Linked DNA regions of Homo sapiens: all the other regions are linked to region 1. A link is an interaction called in ENCODE POLR2A ChIA-PET data of the cell type or tissue named here. Cell type or tissue: HepG2. All regions are shown on one strand. Links, peaks and the distances in the headings refer to the core of each region. The heading gives the core; the rest is flanking DNA. Region 1 overlaps AP1M2 (adaptor related protein complex 1 subunit mu 2). Region 2 overlaps CARM1 (coactivator associated arginine methyltransferase 1). Region 3 overlaps PDE4A (phosphodiesterase 4A). Region 4 has its middle 6.3 kb from the start of TYK2.

What was found. ChIA-PET counts read pairs that join two places held together with the same protein. Peaks named below come from ENCODE experiments on the same cell type or tissue, not always from the same donor. Only the 100,000 strongest peaks of a DNase experiment are listed, where the experiment ranks them.
Region 2: POLR2A ChIA-PET joins it to region 1 with 5 read pairs; 1 of 35 experiments calls an interaction of 5 or more read pairs at or near these places.
Region 3: POLR2A ChIA-PET joins it to region 1 with 5 read pairs; 5 of 35 experiments call an interaction of 5 or more read pairs at or near these places.
Region 4: POLR2A ChIA-PET joins it to region 1 with 7 read pairs; 6 of 35 experiments call an interaction of 5 or more read pairs at or near these places.

What each region holds. Positions count from the first base shown.
Region 1 is chr19:10,573,500-10,581,142 of GRCh38, reverse strand. AP1M2 (adaptor related protein complex 1 subunit mu 2) reads left to right here. Exons shown (of 12, transcript NM_005498.5): 7 at 1,285-1,427; 8 at 2,180-2,251; 9 at 3,787-3,945; 10 at 6,114-6,239; 11 at 6,651-6,726. Among named protein-coding and RNA genes, the nearest start is that of CDKN2D, 8.3 kb to the right of the region's middle. In HepG2, for the core only: no CTCF peak of the experiment used is centred there; a DNase peak (open chromatin) is centred at 3,762; H3K4me3 peaks cover 1,016 bases.
Region 2 is chr19:10,874,749-10,882,391 of GRCh38, reverse strand. All of the region lies in intron 1 of CARM1 (coactivator associated arginine methyltransferase 1), which reads right to left. Among named protein-coding and RNA genes, the nearest start is that of CARM1, 7.0 kb to the right of the region's middle. RefSeq lists enhancers at 1-35, 36-877, 878-1,720, 2,562-3,404, 5,212-5,441 and 3 more. In HepG2, for the core only: no CTCF peak of the experiment used is centred there; a DNase peak (open chromatin) is centred at 3,131.
Region 3 is chr19:10,454,978-10,458,977 of GRCh38, reverse strand. It overlaps PDE4A (phosphodiesterase 4A), which reads right to left. Exons shown (of 15, transcript NM_001111307.2): 8 at 876-1,099. Among named protein-coding and RNA genes, the nearest start is that of PDE4A, 36 kb to the right of the region's middle. In HepG2, for the core only: no CTCF peak of the experiment used is centred there; no DNase peak of the experiment used is centred there.
Region 4 is chr19:10,383,092-10,390,734 of GRCh38, reverse strand. No RefSeq gene overlaps it. Among named protein-coding and RNA genes, the nearest start is that of TYK2, 6.3 kb to the right of the region's middle. RefSeq lists enhancers at 1,841-1,900, 1,480-1,980, 4,143-4,202, 4,283-4,672. In HepG2, for the core only: a CTCF peak has its summit at 1,679 (motif pointing right); a DNase peak (open chromatin) is centred at 1,664.

The DNA.
Region 1 (7,643 bases), core at 2,086-6,085:
ACGGCCAGTATTGCAGCCATTGGCTGACTGCAAAGGCTGTTTCATGATTGAGCGACTATTGGGTGCCAGGTGCAGTTTTAGGCTCTGAGGACACAGCAGTGAAGAAAAAGACAAACCCGCGTTCTTACAGAGATGACATCCTACTGGGAGGAGGAGACAGAATAGCATCTTATTTATTTATTTATTTTGGGATGGGGTCTCGCTCTGTCACCCAGGCTGGAGTGCAGTGGTGTGATCATAGCTCATTGCAGCCTTGACCTCCGAGGCTCAACTGATCCTCCCACCTCAGCCTCTCGAGTAGCTGGGACTACAGGCATGGACCACCTACTTTTTAAATTTTTTATAGAGACGGGGGTCTCGCTATGTTGCCCAGTCTGGTCTAAACTCCTGGCCTCAAGCAATCCTCCCAAAGTGCTAGGATTACAGGTGTGAACTACTGTGCCTGGCTCAGCATCTTATTTATTGACTGATTGATTGATTTAAGATGGAGTCTCGCTCCGTCACCCGGCTGGAGTGCAGTGGCATGATCTCAGCTCACTGCAACCTCCGCCTCCTGGGTTCAAGCTATTCTCCTGCCTCAGCCTCCTGAGTAGCTGGGACTATAGGCACCAGCCACCACGCCCAGCTAATTTTTTTTGTATTTTTAGTGGAGACGAGGTTTCACCATGTTGGCCAGGATGGTCTCGATCTCTTTACCTTGTGATCCGCCCATCTCAGCCTCCCATAGTTCGGGGATTACAGGCGTGAGCCACCACGCCAGGCCTCAGCATCATATTTAAAAGCCAGACACTGCCGGGTATACAGTGGCTCACGCCTGTAATCCCAGCACTTTGGGAGGCCGAGGAGGGAGGATCACCTGAGGTTGGGAATTTGAGACCAGCCTGACCAACATGGAGAAACCCCGTCTCTACTAAAAATACAAAATTAGCCGGGGGTGGTAGCACATTCCTGTAATCCTATCTACTCAGTAGGCTGAGGCAGGAGAATGGCTTGAACTCGGGAGGTGGAGGTTGCGGTGAGCCAAGACGTGCCATCGCACTCCAGTCTGGGCAACAAGAGTGAAACTCTGTCTCAAAAAAAAAAAAAAAAAAAAAAAAACCAAGCCAGATCCTGTACAGATACTAGGTTCAGATTCCAGCTCTACTGTGCCAGTTTTTGCTCATTCTCTCTGGGCCCCAGTTTCCCCATATGTGAAATAGGTGACAGTGGTCGGCAGGAAAGGTGGGGATAGGGATCCTTTCCTGGTTCCCAGGGTCACTCTCCACTCTCCACTCTGAGTTTCAGGCAGCAAGAACAAATCAGTAGAGCTGGAGGATGTAAAATTCCACCAGTGCGTGCGGCTCTCTCGCTTTGACAACGACCGCACCATCTCCTTCATCCCGCCTGATGGTGACTTTGAGCTCATGTCATACCGCCTCAGCACCCAGGTGAGGCAGGGTCCAGCCCCATCTGGGTGGAGTAGGTTGGGGTAGGCTGAAGAGCGACCCTGGGCCCAGCGCAGTGGCTCACGCCTGTAATCCCAACAATTTTGGAGGCTGAGTCGGGTGGATCACTTGAGGACAGGAGTTCGAGACCAGCCTGGCCAACAGGGTGAAGCCCTGTCTCTACTAAAAATACAAAAATTAGCTGGGCATGGTGGCACATGCTGTAATCCCAGGTACTGGGGAGGCTGAGGCAGGAGAATTGCTTTATTTGTTTTTTTTAATTTTTATTATTATTATTTTTTTGAGACGGAGTCTGGCTCTTTCACCCAGGCTGGAGTGCAGTAGCGCTATCTCGGCTCACTGCAAGCTCCGCCTCCCAGGTTCACGCCATTCTCCTGCCTCAGCGTCCCGAGTAGCTGGGACTATAGGCGCATGCCACCGTGTCCAGCTAATTTTTTGCATTTTTAGTAGAGACGGGGTTTCGCCGTGTTAGCCAGGATGGTCTCGATCTCCTGACCTCGTGATCCGCCCACCTTGGCCTCCCAAAGTGCTGGGATTACAGGCGTGAGCCACCGCTCCCGGCCGAGAATTGCTTTAGTCCAGGAGGTGCAGGTTGCAGTGAGCCAAGATCACGCCATGGCACTTCAGCCTGGGCGAAGAAGCGAGACTCTGTCTCAAAGAAAGAAAAAAAAAAAAAAAAAAAGAAGAGAGTCAACATGGAGTCTCCAAGAACTCTCCCCTTCTTCTTCCCACAGGTCAAGCCACTGATCTGGATTGAGTCTGTCATTGAGAAGTTCTCCCACAGCCGCGTGGAGATCATGGTCAAGGTGGGCCTTGGGGGAATGCTTATTAACAATGCATGATCTCGGGTGGGTGCGGTGGCTCACACCTGTAATCCCAGCACTTTGGGAGGCCGGGGTGGTTAGATCACTTAAGCCCAGGACTTTGAGACCAGCCTGGGCAACAGGGCGAAACCCTGTTTCTACAAAAAATACAAAAATTAGCCTGGTAAAGTGGTGAGTGCCTGTAGTGCCAGTTAGTTGGGAGGCTGAGGTGGGAGGATTGCTTGAGTCCAGGAGGAGGAGGTTGTAGTGAGACAAGGACTCTAGCCTGGATGACAGAGCTAGACCCCATCTCCAAAAAGAAAAAAGAAAAAAAAAATCTGTTATCAAATAAAATAATAACTCTCCTGTGATGGACTGAAGGGTTTTTTTGTTTGTTTGTTCGTTTGTTTTTTGAGAAAGAGTCTCCCTCTGTCACTCGGGCTGGAGTGCAGTGGTGTGATCTCAGCTCACCGCAACCTCTGCCTCCTGGGTTCATGCCATTCTCCTACCTCAGCCTCCCGAGCAGCTGGGATTACAGGCTCCTGCCGCCACGCCTGCCTCCATCTCCCCAAGTGCTGGGATTACAGGTGTGGCCCACCACCCCCGGCTTTTTTCAACAAGCCTTTCATATGCCCTCTCAGCCCAGGCCTCCACAATCCTAAGGTGGGGACCCTTATCCTGTCCATTTTACAGATGAGGAAACTGAGGCACACAGAAGTTAAGGCATTTGCCTGCAGATACACAGCCAACAACTGTTAGAACTCAGGCCCACACCCATGAGGCTCGAGAAGCCCTGTTCTTGGTGCCTTCCATGTGGACAGCACCATACACCTTTGCCTGATTCAAAATGACCCCTTCAGGCTGGGTGCAGTGGTTCATACCTGTAATCCCAGCATGTTGGGAGGCGGAGGCAGTAGGATCACCTGAGGTCAGGCGTTCCAGACCAGCCTGACCAACATGGAGAAACGCTGTCTCTACTAAAAATACAAAATTAGCAGGGCGTGGTGGCACATGCCTGTAATCCCACCTACTTGGGAGGCTGAGGCAGGAGAATTGCTTGAACCCAGGAGGCGGAGGTTGCCGTGAGCGGAGATTGTGCCACTGCACTCCAGCCTGGGTGACAGAGAGAGACTCCGTCTAAAAAAAAAAAAAAAAAAAAAGGCCAAGCATGGTGGCTCACGCCTGTAATCCCAGCACTTTGAGAGGCCGGGGTGGGCGGATCACGAGGTCAGGAGATCGAGAACATCCTGGCTAACATGCTGAAACCCCGTCTCTACTAAGAATACAAAAAAAATTAGCTGGGCGTGCTGGCGGGTGCCTGTAGTCCCAGCTGCTCAGGAGGCTGAGGTAGGAGAATGGCGTGAACCTGGGAGGCGGAGCTTACAGCCAGCCGAGATCGCGCCACTGCACTCCAGCCTGGGCGACAGAGTGAGACTCCGTCTCAAAAAAAAAAAAAAAAAAAAAAAAAAAAGGGCTTGGTAAATATTTGAAGGATGAGCAAGCGAATTCTTCGTGCCCCATGCTCGCTCCCCTGACAGGCCAAGGGGCAGTTTAAGAAACAGTCAGTGGCCAACGGTGTGGAGATATCTGTGCCTGTACCCAGCGATGCCGACTCCCCCAGATTCAAGACCAGTGTGGGCAGCGCCAAGTATGTGCCGGAGAGAAACGTCGTGATTTGGAGTATTAAGTCTTTCCCGGTAAGTACCAGGGACTGGCGGGGGATCTGGGGGTGGAGGGGACTGGAGTAGTGTGGGGGCTGCCCAGGAGCCATGAGAACAAGGCAGAGAACAAATCAGAGACCCAGTCAGGTGTGATGGCTCATGACTGGAATGCCAGTACTTTGAGAGGCTGACACGGGCAGATCGCTTGAACCCAGGAGCTGGAGACCAGCCTGGGGAACACAGTGAGACCCTGCCTCTATAAAAATATTAAGAGGAGCTGGGCGCAGTGGCTCACGCCTGAAATCCCAGCCTGGCTAACATAGAGACGGCTAACATCCGTCTCTAGTAAAAGTACAAAAATTAGCTGGGTGTGGTGGCGCATGCCTGTAATCCCAGCCACTCGGGACACTGAGGCAGGAGAATTGCTTGAACCCGGGAGGCAGAGGTTGCAGTGAGCTGAGATTGTGCCACTGCACACTCCAGCCTGGGCAACAGAACGAGACTCCGTCTCAAAAAAAAAAAAAAAAGATTAAAAGGCCAGACATGGTGGCTCATACCTGTAATCCCAGCACTTTGGGAGGCTGAAGCGGGCAGATCACCTGAGGTCAGAAGTTCAAGACCAGCCTGGCCAACATGGTGAAAACCCGTCTCTACTAAAAATACAAAAATTAGGGCAGGGCACGGTGGCTCACGCCTGTAATCCCAGCACTTTGGGAGGCCGAGGTGGGCGGATCACGAGGTCAGGAGATCGAGACCATCCTGGCTAACATGGTGAAACCCCATCTCTACTAAAAATACAAAAAATTAGCCGGGCGTGGTTGCAGGCGCCTGTAGTCCCAGCTATTTGGGAGGCTGAGGCAGGAGAATGGCCTGAACTCGGGAGGTGGAGCTTGCAGTGAGCAGAGATCACGCCACTGCACTCCAGCCTGGGTGACAGAGCGAGACTCCATTTCAAAAAAAAAAAAAAAAAAAAAATTAGCCGGGCATGGGGGTGTGCGCCTGTAGTACCAGCTACTCAGGAGGCTGAGGCAGGAGAATCACTTGAACCCGGGAGGCGGAGGTTGCAGTGAGTTGAGATCACGCCACCGCACTCCAGCCTGGGTGACAGAGTGAAACTCTGTCTCAAGAAAAAAAAAAAAACTTAGAAAAAAGAAATACAAGGCCAGGCGCAGTGGCTCACGCCTGTAATTCCCAGCACTTTGGGAGGCTGAGGCGGGCAGATTACGAGGTCAGGAGATCGAGACCATCCTGGCTAACACTGTGAAACCCCGTCTCTACTAAAAATACAAAAAAAAAAAAAATTAGCTGGGCGTGGTGGCGGGCGCCTGTAGTCCCAGCTACCGGGAGGCTGAGGCAGGAGAATGGCGTGAACCTGGGAGGCGGAGCTTGCAGTGAGCCAAGACCGCACCACTACACTCCAGCCTGGGCGACAGAGTAAGACTCCATCTCAAAAAAAAAAAAAAAGAAAAAAAAAGAAAAAAAAAGAAAAAAGAAATACAAGTAAATCAGAGAGGTACGTATGTATGCAAGTGATCAAGCTTGAAACCAGGCCAGTCTATTTCACAGACGTGTAAACTTCCATGACGGGAAGTGTGTGGATTTAAATATCCCCCTGCCAATGTCTTGAGGAAACCAGCCCTGGGTTCACCTTCCTCACTATTGCTTTGCTGAGCTGGGTGGGTTTGGGAAACCCATTTCCACTTAAGGAGGCTCAGTTTGCCTGTCTGTGAAATGGGCAGGATGAGGTGACCCACATCCCTTGGCTACTAGAGGTTTTGGTTTGTCCCCATGATCTTGGGAGAGGTGGATCATCAGTGCCTGTAAAACAGGACATGGTAGTTAAAAAAAGAAAAAAACCCTGATTGGGTTTTGCAGTCAGAATCTTCCCTGGTGAGTCTCTGTCACCCAGGTTGGGGTGCAGTGGTGAGATCATGGCTCACTGCAGCCTCAAACTCCCAGACTCAAGGGATCTTCCTGCCTCAGCCTCCCAAGTAGCTGAAACTGCAGGCATGTTCCACCGCACCCAGCTAATTTTTAAACTTTTTGTAGACATGGTATCTCAATATGTTGCCCAGGCTAAGGAGCCTTTATTTTCCTGTCTGTGAAATGGGCTGTGAGCAGATCTGACTCCAGGGGTTGCTGAAAGGAAGGTCTCGGGAGGGTAGGCGGACCCTCGTGTACCTGATGCCCCCATGTTCCCTCAGGGGGGCAAGGAGTACTTGATGCGAGCCCACTTTGGCCTCCCCAGTGTGGAAAAGGAAGAGGTGGAGGGCCGGCCCCCCATCGGGGTCAAGTTTGAGATCCCCTACTTCACCGTCTCTGGGATCCAGGTGAGAGAAGCAGGCAGGGAGGATCCTCCCCTTGACTTCGGTGGGTTCCCCTCTCTCCTGTCCCTTGGCTCGAGTCACCTCAGTCCCCTGGCCTGTGTCAACACTCCTCTGAAGGCTGCCTGGTCTTTCCCAGAGCAATGTTACCTTTATCTGCCCACAGCCTGTGCTCCCTCTCCCCCGGCCTGTGCCACCTTGTTCCCCACCGGCTTGTTCACTTCTGTCCCTTCTCCACCTCCAAAGCCATTCACCATTCCGTTGCCTGTGCCACCTCATCCCCCTAAGACCATGTGATATCCCCTCATCGATCCCAGCCTGTGCCACATAGCCGCTTGGCCTAAGCCGTCTCTTTCTCCCTGGCCCTGGCCTCCTCCCTCCTGCAATCCTGGACCACCTCTTTTCATTCCCTTCCAGGTCCGATACATGAAGATCATTGAGAAAAGTGGTTACCAGGCCCTGCCCTGGGTTCGCTACATCACCCAGAGTGGCGGTAAGGCAGCCCAGCTCCTGGGGACAATGGGGTGAGGGAAAGGCAGTGGGTAGGGACTCGAGGCTTTCACCACATTCTGGCTCAGAAAACCAACAAGGGTCAGGTGTGATGGTTCAGGTGTGTAATCCTAGCACTTTGGGAGGCCAAGGCGGGTGGATCTCTTGAGGCCGGGAGTTCGAGACCAACCTGGCCAACATGGTGAAACCCTGTTTCTACTAAAAATACAAAAATTAGCCGGGTGTGGTGGTGTATGCCTATAATCCAAGCTACTCAGGAAGCTGAGGCAGAATTGCTTGAACCCGGGAGGTGGAGGTTGCAGTGAGCTGAGATCGTGCCACTGCACTCCTGCCTGGTCGACAGAAACCCTGTCTCAAAAAATGAAAAAGAAAGCAAACTGCCCCTTCTTGTCATGGCACCCTGGGCCTTGGTTTGCACGTCTTTAAAATGGGGGCAGTTGGCTGGGTGTGGTGGCTCACATCTGTAATTCCAGCACTTTGGGAGGCTGAGGTGGGAGGACCGCTTGAGCTCAGGAGTTCCAGACCAGCCTTGGCAACACAGCAAAACCCCTTCACTACAAAAAATATAAAAATTAGCCAGGTGTGATGTGCACACCTGTAGTCCCAGCAACTCAGGAGGCTGAGGTGGGAGGATCGCCTGAGCCCAGGAGGTCGAGGCTGTAGTGAGCTGTGATTGCACCACTGCACTCCATCCTGGGCAAGAGTGAGACCCTGGCTCAAAAAAAAAAAAAAAAAAAAAGGAAAAAAAAGCAGGGACAGTTGTCAGCGTCAGTTCTAGGGTGGTCGCGAGTTTGGAGAAGGGGCTGAACATATAGCACCTCCATCTGCTGCCTGGAAACTGCCTTGTTTCTATGGTTACAGTACCTGTGTTTAGCCCCATTCTTAGCCTTGTTGATCATG
Region 2 (7,643 bases), core at 1,585-5,584, 300 kb before region 1:
AGATTCGGGGACACTGAGGCATTTGCCCATGATCGCCCCGCCAGGAAAGCACAGCGGGCCACAGCATGGCTGGAGCCCAGCCTCCATCACAGGCGTCCCTTGCCTCCCCATCCCCCCCACTGCATGCCCTTGGCCATGCCAGGCCCACAAGTTCATTCCCAGAGGAGGTCTTCCCTCCTGCAGTGCCAGACGCTATTTTAAGCACTTTACTTCTATCAGCTCGCCACTCACAACAACCCTCTAGGGTAGACGATGTCAAGATCCACAACTGACAGCCAAGGAAACTGAGGCACAAAGTGGTCACCGGGATGCTAAGGAGTGGATCAGGACTTGCCAGCTGGCCCCTGCTAGAGCTCTTACCACAAGCACGACTCTGCCCTCAGCCTCCCTCTAAGCAGAGCCCCTCCCCCAGCATCCTGGAGCCCCTCAGCTTGTTTTAAGTGATTGCTGATTTAGCGCTCCTCAGACAATGTCCCCAGGCCTGCAAATGTGGGACCTTGTGTTTATCTCGGGTGTCACCACATCCCTGGGCTCCTAAAACAGTAACTGGTGCACAGCAGACGCTTGGTGAATTTCTGCTGACCATTTCAAGCTGGCTGGATGGGAGCTACCGCACTATGGAGACGGCGAGTCCACTTTCGCTGCCTGTTTCTGGCTGAATGAATGAAAGAGTGGGTCTCAGTGGGCTGGGAAAGGTCACCGTCCCCCCTGCTCTCTCTGCAGCTCCACTGTCACCTCCCCCAAGACCTGCCATCTGGCTGGCCCCTCCCCCACCCCAGCCCTCCAGGGGACTGCTCTCTGAGGTCACCTGTGACCTCCTGCTCAGAAATCCAGTGACCGCCCCTTGGCTCTCACTCTGACCTCTCACGGCATCTGACCTTGCTGCCCTCTCCTTCCTGCCCTTTCAAAGCTTCTCGCCTGTCCCTGGAGAGATGTCCTGGCCCTGCGCAGAGAGCCCCCAATCCCTTACCAGCCAGGGCAGACTCCACTCCCCAATCAGGTGCTGTCCTCCAGGAACTGGTACCCTTTTTCAGTCACAGATCCTTCTGAGAAGCTGACCGAAATCAGGGGAGGTTCTGCACAGAAAAATGTGCAGAGAATCCACAGCTACACCACGGCCAATTTATGGAGCACTTACTTCGGGCCAGGCACACAGGGCAAAGCTTTTCTTTTCTTTCTTCCTTTTCATATATCACAAGTCATCAAGCAAGAAGCATTTTTTTTTAGAGACAAGGTCTTGCCCTGTTTCCCGGGATGGAGTGCAGTGGTACGATTATGGCTCAATGTAGCCTCAAGCTTCTGGGCTCAAGCAATCCTCCCGCCTCAGCCTCTGGAATAGCTGGGACTAGAGGCATGTGCCACCATGCCGGCTAATTTTTTTAAATTATTTTTTAAGAGATACAGTTTCACTGTGTTTCCCGGGCTGGTTGTAAATTCCTGGACTCAAACCGCCCTGCTGCCTCGGCCTCCCAAAACCTGGGATTACAGGCATGAGCCTCTGTGCCCAACTGGGGTGAAGTATTTTACATGTGTTTCCTCCCCTCCACGAAAACCTCCAGGGAGGTGCCACTGTCACCCCCTTTCAGGGAGGGAAAGTGAAGCTCAGAGGCTCATCCACAGTCACAGCTACCGATTCTTGTCCTTTTACCCCTTTGCAAAACTGTGTCCAATTGTGAGGGGCTCATGGGACCGCCCCCAGGGGCCATCCACAGACCAGATTAAGAACCCGAGCTCTGGAGCCGTGGCTGCCATGACTCACACCTGTAATCCCAGCACTTTGGGGGCCAAGGTAGGAGAATCGCTTGAGCCCAGGAGTTCCACATCCGCCTGAGCAACATAGTGAGACCCTGTCTCTACAAAAAAAAAAAAAAAAAAAAATTAGCCAGGCATGGTGATGTGCGCCTGTGGTCCCAGCCTGTAGAGAGGCTGAGGGAGGGAGAATCCCTTGAGCCTGGGTGTTCAAGGCTGCAATGAGCTATGATCGTGTCACTGCACTCCAGCCTGGGTGACACAGCAAGACCCTGTCTCAAAAAAAGAAGAAAAAAAAATCCTAGCTCTGAGCTGATGGAACTGATGGAAACCCCTCCCAGCCTCAACTCGCCACCTCAAGCAGCCAGGTGTGGCCCAGGTGGGCCCCTCCATCCTGCCCTCGCTTAAGTGGCTGCTTCCCTGGATGTCTTTGCAAACTCACCACCTCCCAGGTTCTCCAGCAGACCTTAGAAGCAGCAGGTTTCCGCAGAAAGGAGACACACCTGCCACAGAGGTCTTCCTGAGCCTCTCCACCTGCTAAATCCAACCTGGTCTGAGGTGTGTGAGGCTTGGCATCTCAAAGTCATTAGCAAGTTCACACCACACTCCAGCTTCTGTTGAAAGGCCTTGCCCACCCATCTCATCCAGACCCCCTACACAGAGGGCCAGTGCTTGGTGACCAGGAGCTGCTCACAGCACTGGACACCTTCCATTAAGATTTCACCTGAGGCTGGGTGCGGTGACTCATGCCGGTAATCCTAGGACTTTGGGAGGCCAAGGCAGATGGATCACTTGAGGTCAGGAGTTCAAGACCAGCCTGGCCAAAAGGGTGAGACCCCCGTATCTACTAAAAATACAAAAATTATCTGGGTGTGGTTGCACGCACTTATAATCCTAGCTACTTGGGAGTCTGATGCAGGAGAATGACTTGAACCTGGGAGGCTAGAGGTTGCAGTGAGATGACATTGAGCCACTGTGCTCCAGCCTGGGTGACAGGGCGAGAATTCATCTCCAAAAAAACCAAAAAAATCCTCGATTCCAACCCAGCCCTGTTTCCACTTTTAGCCCCTCCACTCCTCACAGGGGACCCTGTGCTCCAAGCCAGGTGGCTGTCTCCAGCCCTGGCCCACTGGAGCACCTCTCCATAACCCAGAAACGTCCTTCCCAACATTCTGGCCAGGTCCAGATCCTACCCACTGTGGCCAAGGTGACTCCCTGTATGTTCTCTCTTTGTCCATGGAAACTGGAACCCTAAATTCAGCTGAGCACATGGCCGCTCAGATTGAAAACTACATTTCCCAGCATCCCTTGCAGCTGGCAGTGATCATGTGACTACATTCTAGCCAACAAAATGAAAGCTGAAGCACCTTGCATCAGCTACCGGGAACCTTTCTTAACAAACACCTGGATGTGACCTTTGCACCCTTTCTCCTTTGTCCCTTCCTCTGTCCTGCTGTCTGGAAGCCAGGGTGTAATGGCGGGACTCCAGCAGTCATGCTGAAACCTGAGGACAAGACCTCACCTTAAGAATGGTGGAGGATCAGCCTGGGGCAGTGGCCTGTAATCCCAGCACTTTGGGAGGCCGAGGCGGGTGGATCACCTGAGGTCAGGAGTTTGAGAACAGCCTGGCCAACGTGGCGATACCCCGTCTCTACTAAAAATACAAAAATTAGCCAGCCGTGGTGGCACACGCCTGTAGTCCCAGATACTTGGGAGGCTGAGGCAGGAGAATCGCTTGAACCCGGGAGGCAGAGGATGCAGTGAGCTGAGATCACACCACTGCACTGCAGCCCCTGGGCAACAGAGCGAGACACCATCTCAAAAAAAAAAAAAAAGCCGGGGGGAGGACCTGGATCTGGGAACTTCCAAGAGCCCAGGAGACTTTGGCACCTGACAATCTTCACACTTTAGCATTAGAGCACAAAAAATAAAATGCCATCGTGTTTAATTAAGCCTCTGCTACTTTGGGTCTTTGTGATGAACAGATAAATGTCACTGAACCACTTATATATGCATTTAAGGTGGGCATCCAGTCACCCAGAATGCCAAAGCCATCTCTGCTGCCTGCCAACCACATCACTTTGGCCAGTCAAGTTCTTTCATTTCTGTTTTTCCACCAGTAAATTGGGGTTGGTATCTCTGACCTCACAGAACTCTTTTCAGAGTAAGTGGTAACATACAGTAAGCGCCACAATTGGCACAAGGGGCTCACACAATTCAGAAGTATGCTCTATTCGGCCTGAGGATTTTTTGGTTTCTCTTTTGGCTGGGGCCAAACTCCCCACAGACCCCAACTCCTGCCTGCCTCATTCATTTATCCCAGGGGTCTACAAGCTTCCCCTGCCTCGGGCCAGTGAGTAAATATTTCAGGTTTTGCAGGACACTGTGGTCTCAACTGATTATTGTTGTTTGTGGATTGGGTTTTAGTTTTTTTCCCTAATCAATCTCTCAAAAACTGTAAAAGCCTTTCTTAGCTTTGTCTGTACAAAAATAGGCCACACCGGGCCCAGCGGTTCGTGACTATAATCCCAGCTACTTCTGAGGCTCAGGCAGGAGGAGGATGGTTTGAGGCCAGGGGTTTGGGGCCAGCCTGGGAAACACAGCAAGACTCTGTCTCTAAAAAAATTGCTTAAATTAGCCAAGGGTGGTGACATGTGCTTGTAGTCCCAGCTACTTGGGAGGATGAGGCCAGAGGATCACTTGAGCCCAGGAGTTAGAGGCTGCAGTGAGCTACTAAAATACAAAAAATTAGCTGGGCATGGCGGCATGTGCCTGTAATCCCAGCTACTCGGGAGGCTGAGACAGGAGAATCGCTTGAACCTGGGAGGCAGAGGTTGCAGTGAGCCGAGATTGCGCCACTGCATTCCAGCCTGGGCAACAGAGCGAGATTCCATCTCAAAATAAATAAATAATAAAACACAGGCTGGGTGCGGTGGCTCGCACCTGTAATCCCAGCATTTTGGGAGGCTGAGGCAGGCAGATTATTTGAGGTCAGGAGTTCGAGGCCAGCCTGGCCAAGATGGTGAAACCCTGTCTCTACTAAAAATACAAAAATTAGCCAGGGTGGTGGCACAGGCCTGTAATCCCAGCTACTCAGGAGGGTGAGGCATGAGAATCACTTGAACCTGGGAGGTGGAGGTTACAGTGAGCCAAGACCATGCCATTGCACTCCAGCCTGGGCAACACAGTGAGACTCTGTCTCACTAATAAAATACAAACACAGATAAAAATAGGCCACAGGCTCAATGTGGCCCATAGGCCTAATTTATATCACTGCCCTTTCCCTAGCTGCCCCCAAGGTCAAGCATTTTGAGTCAACACAAGTTTATGCACAGTCTGGTACGGGATAAATGCTCAATAAATGACGGTATCCATTAGCCACACGCAGGCACCGCTGAAACACAAATGCCTTTCTGGGGTTACTAACTTTCCCTGTTGTCACTCCAGCTTGACACCGAGATGTCCTAAAGATGGGGCACATAACAAGCTCTTCTATACCCCTGCCCCAGCTGTCAGGGGGATCCCAGGAGTGTAACCAAAGGAAGTCACAAGGGCCCCTGGTTCGGTGACAGCAGGCCATTCTTCACCTTCTTTGGACAAAGGGTTTTTCTCTGAACTTTCCACCCCATGGCATGCCCCTCACAAACTGAAGTTTAGCCCCTGACGGAGCCCATGCTGCTGTGTAAGCTTCTGAGCCAAGGGGATGGGAGAGTCTAAAGCACTGGCCACACTGACTCGTGCTGACCAAGAAAGAAAAGTGACACAGTCATTTCCAGAAAGAGCGCCACAGGGCTGGGGAAGTGAGAGTTTGTTCTGTTCTCTTTCCCGGCACCCCTCCCTGAGAAACTGCCTCCTTTCCAAGGGAGGGCAGCCTATGCCCAGGAACTCCAGAGGCCATGCCAAAGCTTCCTCAAGCCCAGGAAGCCCACGCCAAAGGGCCTCCCCCTCTGCACAGGGAAAATGGCCTGGTGTTGGTAGTTGCCATTTGGCCAATCTCATGGACGTAGGCCAGGGTGACTTCAGATGGCAAGAAGTAACTGTTCACTACAGAGTGACAGAGACAGGCCCTTCTGCAGCTGTCATCCTTCCCCTGGAGGGTGCAGACGTCAAGGAACAGGGCTGGAAGTCCTCCCCACGTGCCTCTCCTGGGCCTCCTATGTTAGGTACAGATCATGGCCCAGGACTCCCTCCCATGGCCGGTGAGCCAAGACAGCGGGGCAGCCCTGGAGCATAGGGGGCTCCTCCTAGAAAAGCTAGCTCATTCCCATGCCACACCAACGAACACTGCTGTCAGTAACATGGACATAAATATTTATTGGCCGGGCGCAGTGGCTCACGTCTGTAATCCTAGCACTTTGGGAGGCCAAGGCAGGAGGACTGCTTGAGCCCAGGAGTTCAAGACCAGCCTGGGCAAAATAGTGAGACCGCATCGCTAGAAGAAACTTAAAAATTAGCCATATGTGAGGCTGGTGGCGGTGGCTCACACCTGTAATCCCAGCACTTTAGGAGGCCAAGGTGGGCGGATCACCTGAGGTCAGGAGTTCGAGACCAGCCTGACCAACACGGAGAAACCCCATCTCTACTAAAAATACAAAAAAAATTAACCGGGCATGGTGGCACATGCCTCTAATCCCTGTAATCCCAGGACTTTGGGAGGCCAAAGCAGGCGAATCGCTCGAACCCGGGAGGCAGAGGTTGCAGTGAGCCGAGATCACGCCATTGCACTCCAGCCTGGGCAAAATTCCATCTCAAAAAAAAAAAAAAGACAGACATCCAAGTTGTAACCCCTGGAATCTGTGAAGGTGACCTTATTAGGAAATAGGGTCTTTGCAGATAAGGATCTTGAGATGAGATCATCCTAGATATAAAGTGGGCCCTAAATCCAATGCCCAGTGTCCTTATAAGAAAAGAACAGCTGGGGCCGGGCACGGTGGCTCAAGCCTGTAATCCCAGCACTTTGGGAGGCCAAGGTGGGCAGATCACGAGGTCAGGAGATGGAGACCATCCTGGCTAACACGGTGAAACCCCGTCTCTACTAAAAATACAAAGAATTAGCCGGGCGTGGTGGCGGGCGCCTGTAGTCCCAGCTACCCGGGAGGCTGAGGCAGGAGAATGGCCTGAACCCAGGAGGCAGAGCTTGCAGTAAGCGGAGATCGCGCAATTGCACTTCAGCCTGGGTGACAGAGCCAGACTCCGTCTCAAAAAAAAAAAGAAAAGAAAAGAACAGCTGAGGTGGGAGGATCACTTGAGCCTAGGAGTTCGAGACCAGCCTATAACACGGCGAGACTCCATCTCACTTTAAAAAAAAAAGGAAAAAAGAGGACACAAGACACAGGAGTGAAGACAGACGCAGGGACTTGGGTTTCGCTGCTGCAAATCAAGCAACAGCTGGATCCACTGCAATCTGGAAGATGCAAGGATTTTCCTGTAGAACCTCTCCAGGGATTGTGGCCCTGCCAGTACCATGATTTCAGACTTCTGACCATGAACTGAGAGAGAATCCATTCCTGTTGTCTTAAACCAAAAATCTGTCATAATTTGTTATTGCAGCCATGGGAAATTAATACACCCAGCACTGATCACCTCCAACTCCAGAACCCATGCTTTTTTTTTTTTTTTCAGACAGGGTCTTGCTCTGTCACCCAGGCTGACATGCAGTGGTGCAATCTCAGCTCACTGTAACCTCTGCTTCCCTGGTTCAAGCGATCCTCCCACCTCATCCTCCGGAGTAGCTGGGACTACAGTCGCAGGTACCACCACACCTGGCTAATTTTTGCATTTTTAGCAGAGACGAGATTTTGCCATGTTGGCCAAGCTGGTCTCAACCTCCTGACCTCAAGTGATTCGCCTGCCTCAACCTCTCAAAGTGCTGGGATTACAGGTGTGAGCCACCA
Region 3 (4,000 bases), core at 1-4,000, 120 kb after region 1:
TGTCTCTCCAAAATTCAGAAAAGGGCCAGCACATAGTAGCTGCTTAATAAACACCAGTTGGCCAGGTGCAGTGGCTCACGCCTGCAATCCCAGCACTTTGTGAGGCTAAGGCGGGTGGATCACTTGAGGCCAGGAGTTCGAGACCAGCCTGGTCAACATGGTGAAACCCCATTTCTACTAAAAATACAAAAATTAGCCAGGTGTGCTGGCACAGGCCTTTAGTCCCGGCTAGTCAGGAGGGTGAGGCAGGAGTATTGCTTGAACCCAGGAGGTGGAGGTTGCCTTGAGCCGAGATCACACTACTGCACTCCAACCTGGGCAACAGAGCGAGTCTCCATCTCAAAATAAATAAATAAATAAAAATAAATAACTAAAGGCCAGGTGACTGAATGGAAGATTCACTGGAGGAGGTGGCTCAAAGAGGGTTACAATAAGCCTCAGCTGAGTGAGCCACCAAAGATGGATCACTTCCACTGCCGCTGTCCCCTGGAAGAGCTAGGAGTGAAACACCGGTCTGGACTGTTGGGGACACTATGGGGGCACAGTCTGGATTAGCGTCACTGCTGTGTACACCAATCCCTCTGCAGCTGGGAGTGTTGCCTGCTAAGGCTCACAGCTGCCTGCATTTCCAGAAGACTAGTCCCAACAGGAGCTACATGCAAGAGGTGATACGTCCAGCCCTGGGGACGGCCCCCAAGCAATGAATGATACAGAGGTACAAAGAGCCAGCATGCTTGCCTCAAGATGGGCTCAAACCCTCATCTCAAGCTCTGCTTCTGGGAAACCTGGCCTAAGACATAACCCAATGCCCAGTCCTTCTCAGGGTCCCAGGAGACCACCCCCTCCAGCCCTGCCCCTACTGAGCCCCCACCCACTTGGGCCAGGAGCTCTTCTTGATCGGTCTTCACCCCAAATCGGGGAATGTTAGAGTTGTTCAGGCTGTTACTATGCATCAACTTTTTCAACCCTGTGATTTGGGACATGGGCTGTAAGTGTGGTACAGGGGGCGGGGGCGGCTGGGAGGGTCTTGGTCGCGGCGCTTGCTGTTTTTCTCGTTCCTTCATCGTGGGTGATGGGATCTCCACTTCATTCTGTTTGTCTGCAGAAGATGGGGAGCAGGAACAAGTGTGAACAACCCTTCCACCCCTGGAGGCTCCCTTATTCTTCAGCCCACTACCACGTACGGGGAAGGCTCACCCGAAACGGCAGAACCCTTTCAGCTGTGATGCCGCTGGCTACTCAGAGTCAGGAAACCAGAGGGGATGTGGGAAATCTTCCAGGAGGTGGTGGGCTGGAGTGGGGGCCCAGGGCTCTGGGATGGCCCCGGTCTGATCATCAGATATGGATGGAGAGTGGTGTGGGAAGTCAGAAAGCGAGGTGGGGATGCCAGGGAGAGCCGCTGCCTACCCCGAACACCCAGGGAACCTTTCTGGGTGGGGAAGATCCCAGCATGGGGGCCAAGAGTGCTGGTGTGGGGGGTGGCATCACTGGGAAGAGAGAGGGAAGGGTGGTCTCTGGCTCCATGTCCCTGCCCCCCCCCCCCCCCGCCCACCTTGGCACCAGCCTGCCTGGGGGACAGCCCCAGGAACCCTTTTCCTGAGCTTTCAGGGGCTTCCAGAGCTGAGCCAAGGTCACCCATTGTGACCTGGAGCTAGCTAGTCAATGAAAAGGCCTAATACGGGTCATTTACATGTTATGCTCCCATTGGGTGGATCCTCAGAACTCAGAGACACACCCTCACTGGTGGGAGTACTGGAAACACCGAACACTTTTTTTCTTGAGACAGAGTCTCGCTCTGTCGCCCAGGCTGGAGTGCAGTGGCACGATCTCTGGCTCACTGTAGCCTCCACCTCCCGGGTTCAAGCGATTTTCCTACCTCAGCCTCCCGAGTAGCTGAGATTACAGGCACCCGCCACCGCGCCCGGCTAATTTTTACATTTTTAGTAGAGATGGAGTTTCATCATGTTGGCCAGGCTGGTCTTGAACTCCTGACCTCAAGTGATCCGCCTGCCTCGGCCTCCCAAAGTGCTGGGATTACAGGCGTGAGCCACCGCACCCAGCCCCAACACTTTTCTTGAGCTTGTCTGGGCGGTTCCCGAATTTGGGGGCCTTTGGAGTGTAGTGATAAACTGCGAGGATTAAATTATCCTGAGTTTGGGGGAATATCTCTAGCTTGAGGGTTTTGAGGTACCCATGAACTTAAGGGTTCCAGTGAAATCGGGGTATTCTGGTGCATTTGGGGTTCCATTGAATTAGGAATCTTACAGGTGTTAGTTTTTTTGAGACAAGCTGGAGTGCAGTGGCGCAATCATGTCTCACTGCAGCCTCGAACTCCTGGGCTCAAGTGATCCTCCTGCCTCAGCCTCCCAGGTAGCTGGGACCACAGGCACACGCCACCATGCCCGACTAGTTTTTTATTCTATTTATTTATTTATTTATTTATTTTTTTTTTGAGATGGAGTCTCACTCTGTCACCCAGGCTGGAGTGCAGTGACGCTATCTCAGCTCACTGCAACCTCCATCTCCCAGGTTGAAGCAATTCTCCTGCCTCAGCCTCCTGAGTAGCTGAGATTACAGGTGTGTGCCAACACGCGCAGCTAATTTTTGTATTTTTAGTAGAGATGGCGTTTCACCATGTTGGTCAGGCTGGTCTTGAACTCCTGACCTCATGATCTGCCCACCTCGGCCTTCCAAAATGCTGGGATTACAGGCGTGAGCCACTGCGCCCGGCCTAGTTTTTAATTTTTTTTGTAGAGACAGATTCTCACTATGTTGCCCAGGCTGGTCTTGAACTCCTGGGCTCAAGCGATCCTCTTTTCTCAGCCTCCCAAAGTCCTGGGATTATAGGCAAGAGCTGCCTCTTCCTGCCTCTTACAGGTTCTTAAGCTTGATAATCTTCTAGAGATTAGGGTTCTAACATTTTGGGAGTCTACTGAATTGGGGGGGGGTCATACCAAGTTTGGAGATCCTATTGAATTTGGGGGTTTTTCAGTTTGGAGGTTGCTAAAGTTGGGGGGCCTTTTGTGGACTCGGAAGCACAGAACTTCCCTTAAGTTTGAGAACTCTACTGAGTTTGGGCATCTCTCTTGAGTTTGGGTGTGTCTACTGAGTTTGGAAGGGAGTCAATCCAAGTTTGGAAATTCTATTGAATTTGGGGTTCTACTCAGTTCAGGAGGCTTTTCAGCTTGGAGGCTTTTTTTTTTTGTTTATTTTTTGAGACAGAGTCTCACTCTGTTGCCCAGGCTGGAGTGCAGCAGTGGCGTGATCTCAGCTCACTGCAACCTCTGCCTCCCGGGTTCAAGTGAGTGCTAAAACAAAGAGGTGTTTGTTTGTTTGTTTGTTTTGAGACGGAGTCTCACTCTATTGCCCAGGCTGGAACGCAGTGGTGTGATCTTGGCTCACTGCAACCTCTGTCTCCTGAGTTCAAGAGATTCTCTTGCCTCAGCCTCCCAAGTAGCTGAGATTACAAGCACACACCACCATGCCCGGCTAATATTTTTTTTTTTTTTTTTGAGACAAGAGTTTCACTCTTGTTGCCTAGGCTGGAGTGCAATGGAGCGATCTCGGCTCACTGCAACCTCCACCCCCTGGGTTCAAGCGATTCTCCTGCCTGAGCCTCCTGAGTTGCTGGGATTACAGGCACCCACCACCATGCCTGGCTAATTTTTTGTATTTTTAGTAGAGATGGGGTTTCACCATGTTGGCCAGGCAGGTCTCAAACTGCTGATGTCAAGTGATCCGCCTGCCTCAGCCTCCCAAAGTGTTGGGATTACAGGCGTGAGCCACCGCGCCCGGCGCTTGGAGGCTTTTTAAAGTTTAGAAGGGTTTTAAGCTCACAGATGATTTCAGATGTTGGGCTCTATAGAAGCTGGGGGTCCCACAGAGTTTGGAGGCATCAGGAACATGAGGGTTCCTGGATAGGGTGACTGTGACCTTTGGGGAGTTGAGAGTCAGAGTCCCTGGGAAGATGTGAGCAACAGGACCCACGGTCAGGGGCAGC
Region 4 (7,643 bases), core at 90-4,089, 190 kb after region 1:
CACCCTATGGCCAGCGCTGCCCCCAAACAGATTTTTTTTTTTTTTTTTTTTTGAGAGTCCAGCTATCACCCAGGCTGGAGTGCGGTGGTGGAATCTCGGATCACTACAACCTCCACCTCCCAGGTTCAAGTGATTCTCCTGCCTCAGCCTCCTGCTGGGATTATAGGCACCCGCCACCACACTCGGCTAATTTTTTGTGTTTTTAGTAGACATGGGGTTTCACCATATTGGCCACACTAGTCTTGAACTCCTGACCTCAGGTGATCCTCCCACTTTGGCCTCCCAAAGTGCTGGGATTACAGGTGTGAGCCGCTGCACTTGGCCCCACCCCCCCAAACATTCTTGATTCTGACCACTGCCTTTTGTCCCTATGGCCTTCAGGTCCCCATCGCCTCTGGCTCTAATTCCTGCCCCAGCCTCCTCCTCATTCCCCACTACAAGTCAGCCCCTGAACAGGCAGCAGCCAGAGGGTACCTGTGAACACCCAGGTCAGGGCATGTCCCACCTCTGCTCAAAAGCCTCGCAGGACTCCCCTCCCTGGGAGCAGAAGCCGAAGTCCTCCCTGCAACTGACCAGGCCCCCAGCACCATCTGCCTGTTGCCTCGCTGCCCTGTTGTCCCCAACTCCATGCTGGCCCTTGAGCACTTGAAATTTCTCTTCGTGTGGCTTTGGGTGATGCGCTGAGCCTCAGTGTCCCTGCTCTTAGGGCTAACGTCGTCGCGCTAGTGCCCTCCTCAGGCCGTAGTGAGGGGGACAAGTGAGGTAATGGTTCAGACAACTGGCACCTGGCACTCAGATTCTCTGAACGGGGACCTTGGCACTTGCTGGCCGTCTTCAAAAGTCACAAAATATTTCTGCCACAGGAAAAGTCTTAAAGAAGAGTGCACGGCCAGGCGTGGCTCACACCTGTAATCCCAACACTTTGGGAGACTGAGGCAGGAGGATCACTTGAGCCCAGGAGTTCAAGACCAGCCTGGCTAACATGGTGAAACCCAGTCTGCACTAAAAACACAAAAATTAGCCAGGTATGGTGGCACGTGCCTGTAGTCCCAGCTACTCAGGAAGCTGAGGCAGGAGAACTGCTTGAACCTGAGAGGTGGAGGTTGCAGTGAGCCAGGATCACGCCACTGCGCTCCAACCTGGGTGACAAAGACTTATCTCAAAAACAACAACAACAACAAAAAAAAAAAACAGTGCTGGGCGCAGTGGGGCGCACCTGTAGTTACAGATACTTGGGAGGCTAAGGCAGGAGGATTGCTTGAGCCCGGGAGGTCAAGGCTGCAGTGAGCTAAGATCAAAGTACAATAAATACCCAGGTTCACATCAGTTTAAGACATGAAATACCTCCGATCCAGTAGACTTATGCCTACCTCTCCTGGGGGACATCATCTCTGAGGGGACTGCTTGTCACTCAGACCACAGATCAATGCCACTTCTCTGAGGCCCTCCTTGACCTACTTTAATTCCCCTCATGCTCAGCCACCAAACCTGCCTCACATGCCTTTCTTCACACAGACCTGTGTATTGTCACCTCCCATGTACTGTGGGTGCCACCAGAGCACGGACTTTTTCTTGCAACATACACAGTGCCAGAAAGGGGACCTTCAGGAAACATTTGCAAAAGCATTGGATAAAAACCCCTGGAATGCTGTTGTGCCCAAGCCGATCACCACCAGGGGGCAGGAGTGAGCTGCAAATCTAGTAACTTTCCTTAGTGTTTTGTATGAGTGAGAACGACAGGTAGGAGCTGCAGGGGGACTCCTGGAACCCTGATTGAGCCTCAGACACCTTCCAAGATCTTTTTATTTATTTATTTTTCAGAGACAGGGTTCTCTCCATGTTGTTCAGGCTGGATTTGAACAGAGCTGAAGCAGTCTGCTCGCCTCAGCTTCCCAAAGTGTTGGGACTACAGGCCAGTGTGCCCTGCCGAGTAAAAATTTTAATTTTTGAGCGGGGCGCGGTGGCTTACGCCTGTAATCCCAGCACTTTGGGAGGCCGAGGAGGGCGGGTCACAAGGTCAGGAGTCCGCGACCAGCCTGACCAACATGGTGGAACCCCGTCTGTACAAAAAATACAAAACTTAGCCAGGCGTGGTGGCACGTGCCTGTAATCCCAGCTACTCGGGAAGCTGAGGCAGGAGAATCGCTTGAACCCGGGAGGCAGAGGTTGCAGTGAGCCAAGATCGCGCCACTGCACTCCAGCCTGGACAACAGAGTGAGACTCCGTCTCAAAAATAATAATAATAATAATAATTTTTGTTCATCATACACATTTTGGTGTTAATTTCAGTTTTTCAAAATACTGCATTCCTTGTTATTGAAGATTTTGTTTGTATTTTGTGAGACTGAGTCTCACTCTGTCGCCCAGGCTGGAGTGCAGTCGCATGATCTCGGGCTCACTGCAACCTCTGCCTCCCAGTTTCAAGGGATTCTCCCTCCTCAGCCTCCCAAGTAGCTGGGATTACAGGCGCACTCCACCACACCTGGCTTTTTTTTTTTTTTTTTTTTGAGACAGAGTCTCACTCTGTCGCCCAGGCTGGAGTGCAGTGGCATGATCTCGGCTCACTGCAAGCTCCACCTCCGGGGTTCACGCCATTCTCCTGCCTCAGCCTCCCGAGTAGCTGGGACTACAGGCGCCCGCCACCACACCCGGCTAATTTTTTGTATTTTTAGTAGACACGGGGTTTCACCGTGGTCTCGATCTCCTGATCTCGTGATCTGCCCTCCTCGGCCTCCCAAAGTGCTGGGATTACAGGTGTGAGCCACTGTGCCCGGCCCTTTTTTTTTTTTTTTTTTTTTTTTTTTGTGAGATGGAGTCTTGCTCTGTCGCCCAGGCTGGAGTGCAGTGGCCTGATCTCAGCTCACTGCAAGCTCTGCCTCCCGAGCTCACGCCATTCTCCTGCCTCAGCCTCCTGAGTAGCTGGGACTACAGGCGTCTGGCACCACGCCCGGCTAATTTTTATGTATTTTTAGTAGAGACGGGGTTTCGCTGTGTTAGCCAGGATGGGTTTGATTTCCTGACCTCATGATCCACCTGCCTCAGCCTCCCAAAGTACTGGGATTACAGGCGTGAGCTACCGCACCCGGCCTAATTTTTGTATTTTTTGTAGACACAGGGTTTCACTATGTTGGCCAGGTTGGTCTCAAACTCCTGACCTCAAGAGGACTGCCCGCCTTGGCCTTCCGAAGTGCTGGGATTACACACATGAGCCACCATGTGTGGCCCCCCCCTTTTTTTTTTTTAAGAGATGGGATCTGGCTCTGTCACCCAGGCTGGAGTGCAGTGGCACAATCATAGCTCACTGCAGCCTCTAACCTCTGGGCTCAAGTGATTCTCCTGCCTCAACCTCCTGAGTAGCTCAAATTACAGCCAAGAGACACACACTGCATCTGGCTATCCACCACCAGTCCTTTTATTTATTTTTTTTTTGAGACCGAGTCTTGCTCTGTTGCCCAAGCTTAAATGCAGTGGCACGATCTCGGCTCACTGCAACCTCCATCTCCCAGGTTCAAGCGATTCTCCTGCCTCAGCCTCCTGTACAGGCATGCACCACCACACCTGGCTAATGAAGTGTATTAACTCATTTGATGTCCCTGACATGCCTCTGGGTTTGGGACTAAATAGTCACATCTTGCAGAGGAGGAAACTGAGGCACAGTGGGGTTAAGGGGCCGCCCAGGATCACACAGTGATGGAGCTGGGGCTTGAACTCAGCCCGTCTGGTGCCAGCCTTCATGTGTGTAAGTTACTCCTCTGTATCCTCTCAGGCCAGCACCGAGTGTCCCATTTGGGGCTGCTCCTGAGAATTTTCTAGAGAACACAGGTTCACACACGTGCCCAAAGGAGCGTAGAATTTTTGTGGAAAGATTCCCAGGAGGCTGAGTGCGGTAGCCTCATGCCTGTAATCCCAGCACTTTGGGAGGCCAAGGCGGGTGGATCACCTGAGGTCAGGAGTTCGAGACCAGCCTGGCCAAGATGGTGAAACCCCGTGTCTACAAAAAATACAAAAATTAGCTGGGCGTGGTGGCAGGCGCCTCTAATCCCAGCTACTCGGGAGGCTGAGGCAGGAGAATCCCTTGAACCCAGGAGGCAGAGGTTGCAGTGAGCCAAGATCGTGCCATTGTACTCCAGCCTGGGCGACAAGAGGAAAAACTCTGTCTCAAAAAAAAAAGATTTCCCAGGAAATCCATCTCATGGTTGTTTTGAGGAGGAGACTGGCTGTTCCCTGAACTTTCTCACTCATGAAAACACAAAGGTATTTTACTTTTAATCCATCAACTCTTGGCTTTTCCCAGGTCCCAGGGGGCTCTGAGGAGGCCCCTCCCTGCAGCCCTTGCAGAGCCAGGGGAAGCCCCCAGCTTTTGTTCCTTCTGAGAAACCCGCCGTAGTGGCGTGGCCAACTGTCCTGGCCTGCCCAGGACTGTCCCAATTTTAGCATGGAAAGCCCCCCATTGGGGAACCCCCTCAGTCCTGGGAAACCCCCTCCTGTTAGTCACATGTGGGGTCTGGGGCCTCCCTTATGGACCAGGTCTGAGTTTGGGCAGGAGGCGCCAGGCCTTGGCAAAACAGCCTCCTTAGCCTCTTTTCTTCAATTGTCAAGTGGGGGTGCTGATACCACTTGCAAAGAAACTGAGAAGAGGCCAGGTGCAGTGGCTGGTGCCTGGAATCCCAGCACTGTGGGAGGCCGAGGCGGGCGGATCACGAGGTCAGGAGATCGAGACCATCCTGGCTAACCCTGGTGAAACCCCGTCTCTACTAAAAATACAAAAAATTAGCCGGGTGTGGTGGCGGGCACCTGTAGTCCCAGCTACTCGGGAGGCTGAAGCAGGAGAATGGCATGAACCTGGGAGGTGGAGCTTGCAATGAGCCGAGATCACGCCGCTGCACTCCAGCCTGGGCAACAGAGTGAGACTCCATCTCAAAAAAAAAAAAAAAAGAAAGAAACTGAGAAGACCCAGAGATGGCTAAATACCCACGCTCGGCCCCAGTGTGCAGGCTGGGAAAATGTCAGCTTTATTTATTTATTTATTTATTTATTTATTTATTTATTTATTTGATAGGGTCTTGCTCGGTTGCCCAGGCTGGAGTGCAGTGGTGCGATCACAGCTCACTGCAACCTCAACCTGTGGACTCAAGCGATCCTCCCACCCCAGCCTCCCTAGTAGCTGGGACTACAGGCGTGTATCACCATGCCCAGCTAATTTTTAAATTTTTTTTGTAGACACGAGGTTTCACTATGTTGCCCAGGCTGGTCTGGGACTCCTGGGTTCAAGCGATCCTCCTGCCTCTGTCTCTCAAAGTGCTGGGATTACAGGTGCCAGCCACCGCACCAGCTCATTGTTAGAATTGATATCGTTACTGGGAGTATGACTAGCATTGTTATTATTAATCGCCTCATGTGGCATTTCCTTCTAGTTCCTTTGGGAGCGGGGAATACCGGGTCCCAGGCCCACTCGGCCCACTGTGTTCTAGCATCTAATCACGGAGCATTGCCCCAATGGCTGTTGAAAAATCTGGCACTCTCTAGGCCGGGCACGGTGTCTCACACCAGTATTACCCAGCACTTTGGGAGGCCGAGGTGGGTGGATCACCTGAGGTCGGCAGTTCAAGACCAGCCTGACCAACATGGAGAAACCCCATCTCTACTAAAAATACAAAAAAGTAGCCGGGCGTGGTGGCGCATGCCTGTAATCCCAGCTACTTGGGAGGCTGAGGCAGGAGAATCGCTTTAACCCAGGAGGCAGAGGTTGTGGTGAGCCGAGATTGTGCCATTGCACTCCAGCCTGGGCAACAAGAGCGAAACTCCCTCTCTCAATAAAAGAAAAAAGGAAAAAGAAAAATCTGGCACTCTTGGCTTCTAGGTACTGTACTCTAAGCGGCGACAGAGAGGAAGCTCACAGCCAGCCCTCCCGCAGCAGGCAGGACAACAGCCAGGGATTCCTGGCTCCCAGGCCATTCATTCCCCTCCAGCTGTGGCTTCTTAAGCCACCTACTGGGCTGGATGCACAATCTCAGGCACTGAGGGCTTAGCAGACAACCAGACGGACCTCTTTCTGGTGCGGTCCTAGAACCGCAGACAGGCAATAGAACTTGTGCTCAAAGAAACTTCCCAGGGGCTGGGCACGGTGGCTCATGCCTGTAATCCCAGCAGTTTGGGAGGTCAAGGCCAGAGGTCCACTTGAGCCCAGCAGTTTGAGCCCAGTAGTTTGAGACCAGCCTGGGCAACATAGTGAAAACCCATTTCTAAAAAAATTACACACACACAAAAGTTAGCCAGCCGGCCAGGCGAGGTGGCTCACACCGGTATTCCCAGCACTTTGGGAGGCCAAGGCGGGAGGATCACGAGGTCAGGAGATCAAGGCCATCCTGGCCCACATGGTGAAACCTCGTCCCTACTAAAAAATACTAAAAAATTAGCCGGGTGTGGTGGCATGCGCCTGTAATCCCAGCAGTTTGGGAGGTCAAGGCGGGAGGACCACTTGAGCCCAGTAGTTTGAGACCAGCCTGGGCAACATGGTGAAAACCCATTTCTTTTCCTTTTTTTTTTTTTGAGATAGAGTCTCACTCTGTCGCCCAGGCTAGAGTGCAGTGGCGCGATCTCAGCTCACTGCAAACTCCGCCTCCCAGGTTCAAGTGATTCACCTGCCTCAGCTTCCCAAGTAGCTGGGATTATAGGCACCCACCAACACACCCGGCTAATTTTTGTATTTTTAGTAGAGACGGGGTTGGTGGAAGCCCATTTCTATAAAAAATACACACACACAAAAGTTAGCCAGGCGGCTGGGCGCGGTGGCTCACTTCTGTAATCCCAGCACTTTGGGAGGCCGAGGCGTGAGGATCATGAGGTCAGGAGATTGAGGCCATCCTGGCCAACATGGTGAAACCCCATCTCTACTAAAAAATACAAAAAAATTAGCTGGGTGTGGTGGCACACGCCTGTAATCCCAGCTTCTCTGGAGGCTGAGGCAGAAGAATCGCTAGAACCTGGGAGGCAGGGATTACAGTGAGCCGAGATCGTGCCACTGCACTTCAGCCTAGCAACAGAGCAAGACTCCGCCTCAAAAAAAAAAAAGTTACCCAGGCATCGTGATGCACATCTGTAGTCCCAGCTACTCAGGAGGCTGAGGTGGAAGATTGTGAATGGTGAATCTGGGAAGTTGAGACTGCAGTGAATTGAGATCACAGCACTGCACTCCAGCCTGGGCAACAGAGCGAGATTCTTGTCTCAAAAAAAAAAAAAAAAAAAAAAAAAAGAAAGAAAGAAAGAAGAGAAACCCAGCTGGGCGCGGTGGCTCACATCTGTAATCCCAGCACTTTGGGAGGCCAAGGCGGGTGGATCACCTGAGGTCAGGAGCTCGAGACCAGTATGGCCAACCTGGCCAAACCCTGTCTCTATTAAAAATACAAAAATTAGCCAGGCGTGGTGGTGCACGCCTGTAATCCCAGCTACCGGGGATGCTGACGCAGGAGAATTGCTTGAACCTGAGAGGCAGAGGTTGCAGTGAGCCAAGATTGCGCCACTGCACTCCAGCCTGGGCAACAGAGCAAGACTCTGTCTCTTTAAAAAAAAAAAAAAAGAAAGAAACTTCCCATGAAATGTCAGGTTGCAATAAGGACTCTGAAGAAAATACAGCAGAGCCCAGG